2 separate regions of the Homo sapiens genome follow, and region 2 is linked to region 1. The links are chromatin loops, found by intact Hi-C in ENCODE. Cell type or tissue: ascending aorta. All regions are shown on one strand. Links, peaks and the distances in the headings refer to the core of each region. The heading gives the core; the rest is flanking DNA.

Region 1 (4,451 bases), core at 971-3,470:
TTAAAGTTTGTGCTTTATCTTAGAAATTTCAAAAAGAAACACTTCAACTCAAGCACCCTAGAATTATACATCCCATTCTAAGTTCCTAATCTGTGGGATCATATCACTATGCTCCCGTGAGATCTTAAACCCTTTAAGGCACAATCAATCAGTGTCCTTCACTGATTAATTTCTCCTCCCCGCAAGCCAGGAAGAGCAGCCCTTTGGTTAAAACTGATCAAACTGTACACCTGACATGTGACCACTTCATTGTATGTAAATTATAACTCAATTTAAAAAATGAGTCCCCCACACCTTTGTCAAAACACAGGACATCTGCAACCATCCCCCCAGAAGGTTCCCTGGTGCGCCTTCCTTGTCAGGTGTGAGGCTTTCGTTTGTGTGTGGCCAAGAAGTTTTGATTTCTCTTTCATAAAATGTTTCAGGTACACATCCCTGGGTAGAAGGAAGAAGCATAGTATGAGAAAAGAACACTAAACTCGAGAATCAGATCTCGGCACTACCTGTGTAAGTTTCACCACCTCGGAGTCTCAGATTCCCCGCCCTCCAAGGGAGGGTTGAGCTAGGTGATTGCTCCAACTCGCTGAAAGCTCTGACATTCTGTTTCTGGGCTGATATCTAACAAAACAACACCATGCAAATGCCTACTGAAAAACCTCCACTTCAATTTTGCTTATGTAAATACCACTCAAGCGAGTTAATGAGAACTTTAACATGTTTTTTTTTTAATGGTACTGACCTCAAAACAAATGGTAAATTTTCATTAAATCAAGTGAGATGCAATTAACATATCTGACCTGACTGTGTACCTATTTATACTAGGCACTTTTTACCTGAACAATTTTCCGGCAATACTAAATTACAAGTAAACTCTTGGTTAAAACAAACAAACAAAGGCATTAAGTTGAGTGAGGCGTTTTCTCCCACTCTCTCACCTCACAGGACTCACATAAACCAGGACTCGACCCACCTCCCGTGACTGCGTGCCGGGCACTGCCGGCCACTCCTGCCGCCACCGTGCGTTCTAGTGAGGCACATTCGCTTTCTGACGTGCTCACAAGTCCGCCGGCGGAAGCTACGGTTCCGTTCTCACCTTAACTGCATATATACCTCTTTCCTCACTCTGAATGCTGAACTGAAAAGGGCATTTTCAGGTTAACTCATTTTACTGTTAGTTTTCCTCAATGACAAAAAAAATTAAGCAAATACTGAGGATTTTATACCATAAAACTACAGTAAGAAATGGGGGCAAAGGACACCACACAAACATCACTCACAGTCTACTTTTGGAAGGAAAAAGGTAACATATTTCATTTTCGGATTTAAAAATGTTTTCTTTATACTACAGGGTGGAAGAATATACGTGCGTGTGTGTGCGTCTGTGTGTTTGTTTGTTTGTTTTTCTAACAATTCAAAAGAAAATTTCCTGAAGCTGGTGAGGCAAAAAAAAAAGTTTCTAACTAGTAAGTTTTAAATCATAAAAAAAAGAAAAAAAAGGAGAAGAAAGAAAGAAAAAGAAGGGAAATTAACCACTACCTCAGAACAATAGTTTTAAAATGGTTTAATTGTAAAAACTTGGTGGCAGCTCAGAATTTGAATTTCGAGTTCTTCTGTAAAGTCCTGCATGAACTGGCAAGGTAAACGTCACAATTTTGAAAATAGTGAAGTAAGGGAAATAAGGAAGTCTGAACGTTAAACAATCCAAACACCTCCTCTTTTATTAAATCTAACGTTTGGCAAAGAAACCAGCCTTTGCCTCAAACTATCAGGGTTGCATGAACTTTTTAAGCCACACTCAAGTGTTTTGGAGAACATCCCCCACCCTGCCCAACTCTCTGCCCTGTGTCCACCCCGGGCCGTGGGCAGCCACTCTACTTTACCTGGCGATGCCCACTGCCTACCACCCCCACTGCCTCCTCCCCAGCTCCACCAGCCCAGCTCACTGAACAAGGGTCAGGCCTCCCACCTAAGGCAAACAATCCACAGGCTAGCCAATATCCTCAAACCCAGGACCAGGGCAGGGGTCGGGGTGGGGAATGAACTAGATCAAGTTTCTCTCAAGGATGTGAACTATGAAATGTGACAGGAATTGGTCACTTAGAAACTGAAAGAATGCAACAAGAAATGCCACAGAGTTGAACTGGGGCCAGAGGGCTTTCAGACAGCTAAGCACGTCCTCGAGCTGAAGCCACATGGAAAACTAGGAGTGAGCAAAGCAGCCAGCTGGTGGCGGGGTAGAAGGCTCCAGCACATGGAGCCAGGCACAGTCCCACAGGGCAAAATCCTAGAGAAAAACTGTGGCTGAGGCCCCCAGAGCAGCCAGGAACCTCCCTCCACTACCAGGCTCTGGAGCTCAGCCCATCCCAGCTCGAATTCCCGGATTCCTGTGTGATTCCTATCACACTATACATGTTCCCACTCACCAAACTCCTTCCCAAGCTGGCTGGAGTGGGTCTTTGCCTCATACAACCAAAAGCCAAAACAGCACAGATAACATGCAAATGGCAAACATGGTAAGTCAACAACATAAAATACTGTTAACAGCCCTAGCTACACATATTTAAGATGTGTAACTACATCTTAACACACGTAACTTCTTAACACACAGACATCTTAACACACAGAGCTTCTTACCCACACACACAAACCAAAACCTCACACCTGAAAGGGAAGGCGCACCACAGAACCTTCACCAGGGGGATGGATTCAAATGTCCTGTGTTTTCACAAAGGTGTGAGGGATTCTTTTGTTAAAACTAATCAAACTGTACACCTGACACGTGACCATTTCACTGTATGTAAATTATATCTCAAGTACAGTGGCTCACACCTGTAATCCCAGCACTTTGGAAGGCCAAGGCAGGAGGATCACCTGAGGGCAGAAGTTCAAGACCAGCCTGGCCAACATGGAGAAACCCCATCTCTACTAAAAAACAAAACAAAACAAATATATATGTGTATATATACACACACACACACACACACACACACACACACACACATACATACACACACACACACACAAATTAGCCAGGTGCGGGGGCAGGCACCTGTAATCGCAGCTATTCGGGAGGCTGATGCAGAATCGCTTGAACTCAGGAGGCAGAGGCTGCAGTAAGCCAAGATCGCGTCACTGCACTCCAGCCTGGACGAGAGCAAAACTCCGTCTCAAAAAATAAAAATAAAAATAGACCAGGAGAGGTGGCTCACGCCTGTAATCCCAGCACTCTGGGAGACCAAGGCGGGTGGATCACCTGAGGTCAGGAGTTCGAGACCAGCCTGGCCAACATAGAGAAACCCCATCTCTACTAAAAATACAAAAATTAGCGGGCATGGTAGTGCAGGTCTGTAATCCCAGCTATTTGGGAGGCTGAGGCAGAAGAATCGCTTGAACCCAGGAGATGGAGGTTGCAGTGAGCTGAGATCGCGCCACTACAATCCAGCCTGAGTGACAGAGTGAGACGCTGTCTCAAAAAAATAAATAAAATAAATTTTAAAACAAACCCTGTCATGTAAATTCTTCCCGTAAGAGGACTTCTTGTTTTTCAAAACTATTGATCTATATAAATCCCACAAACATACGCTGAGCAGAAGCAGCCAGCTGCTAAAACACCTGCGTTTCTATTTATAGAAGGAACAGAAACAGGTAACAGTCCTCTGTGTATTAGGAGTCAAAACAGTGGCTCACTTGAACCAGGGGAGACTTCTTCCTGGGTTGCCATGTTCTGGTTCCTGACCTTGGTGCCAGTATCCCAGGTGTGCTGAGTGTGACACACGTTTTCATCAGGTGTGTGCTCATGAAAGACACATTCTCCTGTCTGTATTATATTTTCTGGTATGTATGTTATATCTTAATAATAACACAAAAGAGAAAGGAAAAGAAGAAATACCCTACGGTAATCTAAAAATGACTGGAAAAGGTTTGCTTTGCATCTAGTAAAATGCTTATTTTCAGCCAAATTCTTCAGGTAAATAACGGAAAAACTCATTCAACAGAGTCATTTGAATCGTGAGTAAAACTCCATCGCACAGTGCTCAGTTCTAACACCACCTAAAGTGAATTCACCCATAGGCAGAGCACTCTTCCACACGAGCAGCAAAGACCACACTCCATGTCCCTTTGCTACTCTAACGAAGGAAAAAAAGAGCACAACCCCGAGGAAGAAGTGCTTAGAATCCCACTTCTGTGTGTTCAAAGGGAGAATTAACTTCAATTCATACATTACCCTGAGGTGCATTTTTTTTAATAAGCAGATTTTTATTTTCAGAGGCTTGTATTTTAAAAACATTTTACACACTCTAGATACGGTTCATAAGCATAAAAACAGAGTAAGTTCAAGTGATGCCATGGAGACGAACAATAAATCTATAGATCATCAAATTCTAACACTGTACTTTATAAATAAGAAGCCAAAGAGTAAATTGAAATGTCAAGTACTTACAGCCATAATT
Region 2 (3,443 bases), core at 944-3,443, 1.0 Mb before region 1:
TGTCCCCTGTTCAGCCTATAGGAGGGATTTCTCGGTCTACTTCCTCCCTGGCCAGCAAGTAAAACTTGAGTTCATTCAGTGAGTATTTATTACACCCTACCCAGACATCAGCATTCTGCCCTGGCCTCTGTGTGCCCTTGTTCTCTTCAAGAAGTTCCGGGTCACCAGCCTGACCAACATGGAGAAACTCCGTCTCTACTAAAAATACAAAAATTAGCCAGGCGTGGTGGCGCATGCCTGTAATCCCAGCTACTTGGGAGGCTGAGGCAGGAGAATCGCTTGAACCCGGTAGGCGAAGGTTGCAGTGAGCCAAGATCGCCCCATTGCACTCCAAGCCTGGGCAACAACAAGAGCAAAACTCAGTCTCAAAACAAAACAAAACAAAAGAAGTTCAGGGTCTTCCCATTGCAAGCAGTTCTAGATCGAGGAGAGGGGTTCCTAGCATGGGACCCAGCAGAAGGACTGTCCTTCGCTCCTTCATTGTCTACGTGGACAGTGGATGAAGCCCAGCCGAACCTGCCTTGTTCCCGTTTTCTGGGTCAGCAGGGAAAGCCTTTCACAGAGTAGCCACCGTGCCATCCTGAGGAAGGCCCTGGGTCAGAAGCTTCTGTGCTTCTTTGTACCCCGGGCGAGACACACAGGTGCTCACACTGCTCTGTAGAAACTGTTGGCATCCAAGAGAGACTCACCTGGAAATCTCTGGAAAACCTGAAGCTCCTAGCTGGGGGTGCTGTGCTTCAGATGCTGGTGGTGGGTGGGCACCCTTGCATCAACAGCTGCACAGTGTGTGGTGGGCTTGCAGGGTCGCTTGGCAATAGTAGGAGCTCTGATTTATTTTTTTAAACTTTTTTTCTGGCTGGGCACGGTGGCTCACACCTGTAATCCCAGCACTTTGGAAGGCCTAGGCGGGCGGATCACTTGAGGTCAGGAGTTTGAGACCAGCCAGGCCAACATGGTGAAACCCCATCTCTACTAAAAATACAAAAATTAGCCAAGCGTGGTGGCACACACCTGTAATTCCAGCTACTTGGGAGGCAGAGGCACAAGAATTGCTTGAACCTGGGAGGCAGAGGTTGCAGTGAGCCAAGATTATGCCACTGCACTCCAGCCTGGATGACAGAGCGAGACTCTGTCTCAAAAAAAATAGACAAAGCCAGGCGCAGTGGCTCATGCCTGTAATCCCAACACTTTGGGAGGCCGAGGTGGGTGAATCACGAGGTCAGGAGATCGAGACCATCCTGGCTAACACGGTGAAACCCCGTCTCTACTGAAAATACAAAAAAATTAGCCAGGCGTGGTGGCGGGCACCTGTAGTCTCAGCTACTCGGGAGGCTGAGGCAGGAGAGTGGCGTGAACCCAGGAGGCGGAGCTTGCAGTGAGCTGAGATCACGCCACTGCACTCCAGCCTGGGCGACAGAGCGAGACTCCGTCTCAAAAAAAAAAAAAAAATAGACCTTTTTGTGTTTTCTGTTCTACTACACAAGTAATACAGGTTGAGTATTCCTTAACCTAAATGCCTGGGACCAGAAGTGTTTCGGATTTCAGGTTTTCGAATATTTGCATGTTCATAATATAATGAGACCTTGGGAATGAGCCCCAAGTGTAAACACAAAATCCATTTATGTTTTATAGACATCTTAGGCACATAGCCTGAGAGTAATTTTATGTATTTAGTAATTTGGACGTGAGCCACAGTTTTTGACTGTGACCTGTCCCATGAGGTCAGGTGTGGAATTTTCCACTTGTGGTGGGCGCTCAAAAAGTTTCAGATTTTGGAGCCTTTCAGGTTAGAGACATGCAATCTATAATAAGTTTAATCTAGGAAAAGTTAGGGTCTGGCACAGAGGCTCACGTCTGTGATCCCAGCACTTTGGGAGGCTGAGGCAGGCAGATCACTGGAAGTGCTGGACGGGTGGGGAAGTGCCGGGTGCAAGAACCAAGCTCTTTGACTATGGACCTCAGCCTGAGGTTGGTCAAGAGGTGGAGTGAGTGGGGGCTGAGGACCTTCATCCTGAAACCCTGATGCAGGAGAGTCTGGGGTCTGCCTTCTACCCTCATGTGGCGGGTGAAGGAGCAAGGTTCTCAACTCAGGAGGGTTCTTCCCCTCTCCATTCCCACCCAGGGGACATCTCACAACAACTAGAAACAATTTTGTCGCAGCTGGGGGGTGGGAGGTGTGTTCCTGGCATCTATCTAATGGGTGGGGGCGAGGGACGCAGCCCAACACCCTACACTGCACAGGACACAGCGAGATCCGGCCTCAAATGGCAGCCATGGCAGCGTCAGCCCTCCAGGGGGCGCGCCCCTGGCGCAGGTGGTGTGCCGGCCCACAGCTCCTTGCAGGCTGGGAGCTGCATTTTCGTGACATGTCATGAGTCCTCAGAGAAAAAGAGGGAACGAGTGCATGGTGGGGAGGGGCCCTGGCGTGCTGGAGTCTCTGGGTTTCCTTCTCCAGAGACCCCTGCAGTCAGCTGAGCGCAATCAGTCACGTTGGGCTTTGCTTGGATCTCACTGGAATTTTTCGAGCCACCCCTTAGTCCTCACCTTGCTAAGCCCTCACGTCTCAATAACCTCAAACCTCAGTACCTGGGCTGAGAAAGCCTGAGTGGCCCTGGGAGAGAGACCCTGCACCCAAGGACAAGGACATCCCTGCTTCACCCAACCCAAAGGCCAGTCTGGACATATGAACTCAACCAGCTAAGAGTGATATGATTGATTGATGAGAATCACCAGAGCACTTGCCAGAGTTTCAGCTTCTCCCTGGGCCAAAGTGAAGTTTGCTTTACACAGTAAATGTGCTCTGTGCAGGTCCTGAATTTAGAAGGCTGTGCTGTGTCATCCTGCTCTGTAAATGGCCAGTAGGACCCCCGCCCCTTCTCAAGGCACATTACCCGTTTAAAACGGGGGAGGCAAGAGCACAAAGCGCCCACCTATTCACCGAAGAGCATGTATATAACTTAGGGCCTTCCATCCTTAAACAACAGGACCTTCCTTGCTCTTAAGGAAAAGGAAACAGGTTCAGAGACGTTAATTCATTGCCAAGGTCACACAGATAATGGGTCCAGCGAAGAGTGGTGTCCGAGCCCAAGGCAGCAGGCCTTTGGCCACTGCAGTGTTAAACAGCACAGCTGGTGTGGAAGTCCGGTGCTGAGTCCTGGGTACCTGGACTCGGAGGGAAGCTGGCTGCAGGGGGAAGGGGCTGCGCAGTTGTGGATGTACCTGTCGTCTGCTGGGGGGCGTGCGGGTGGACACAGTCCCCCGGCCTGGGGAGCCTCGTGGGAGAATTAAGAGTTACTCCGGGCCAAATGGCCGGAGTTGTCAGATCTGGCAGCGTCTTCGCTGGGGCTCCAGGGAGCTGCTGCTGGGGTGGAAGCTCTCACACTCTTTCTCCACGTGCCCTTTCCAGTTCCCTGACATCGTGGAGTTCTGCGAGGCCATGGCCA

Evidence for each region. Hi-C counts contacts between places; a loop is a spot of excess contacts. Peaks named below come from ENCODE experiments on the same cell type or tissue, not always from the same donor. Only the 100,000 strongest peaks of a DNase experiment are listed, where the experiment ranks them.
Region 2: it touches region 1 in a loop (2.7-fold over the local background); 2 of 110 quality-filtered maps call a loop at or near these places.

What each region holds. Positions count from the first base shown.
Region 1 is chr17:77,143,650-77,148,100 of GRCh38, reverse strand. SEC14L1 (SEC14 like lipid binding 1) reads right to left here. Exons shown (of 17, transcript NM_001143998.2): 3 at 4,442-4,451. Among named protein-coding and RNA genes, the nearest start is that of SEC14L1, 4.9 kb to the right of the region's middle. In ascending aorta, for the core only: a CTCF peak has its summit at 2,215 (motif pointing right); a DNase peak (open chromatin) is centred at 2,200; H3K4me3 peaks cover 1,011 bases; H3K27ac peaks cover 1,230 bases.
Region 2 is chr17:78,175,582-78,179,024 of GRCh38, reverse strand. It overlaps TK1 (thymidine kinase 1), which reads left to right. Exons shown (of 7, transcript NM_003258.5): 5 at 3,407-3,443. Among named protein-coding and RNA genes, the nearest start is that of SYNGR2, 8.7 kb to the right of the region's middle. RefSeq lists enhancers at 1,707-2,484, 3,213-3,262, 2,485-3,263, 3,273-3,392, 3,413-3,443. In ascending aorta, for the core only: a CTCF peak has its summit at 2,278 (motif pointing right); a DNase peak (open chromatin) is centred at 2,294; H3K27ac peaks cover 2,000 bases.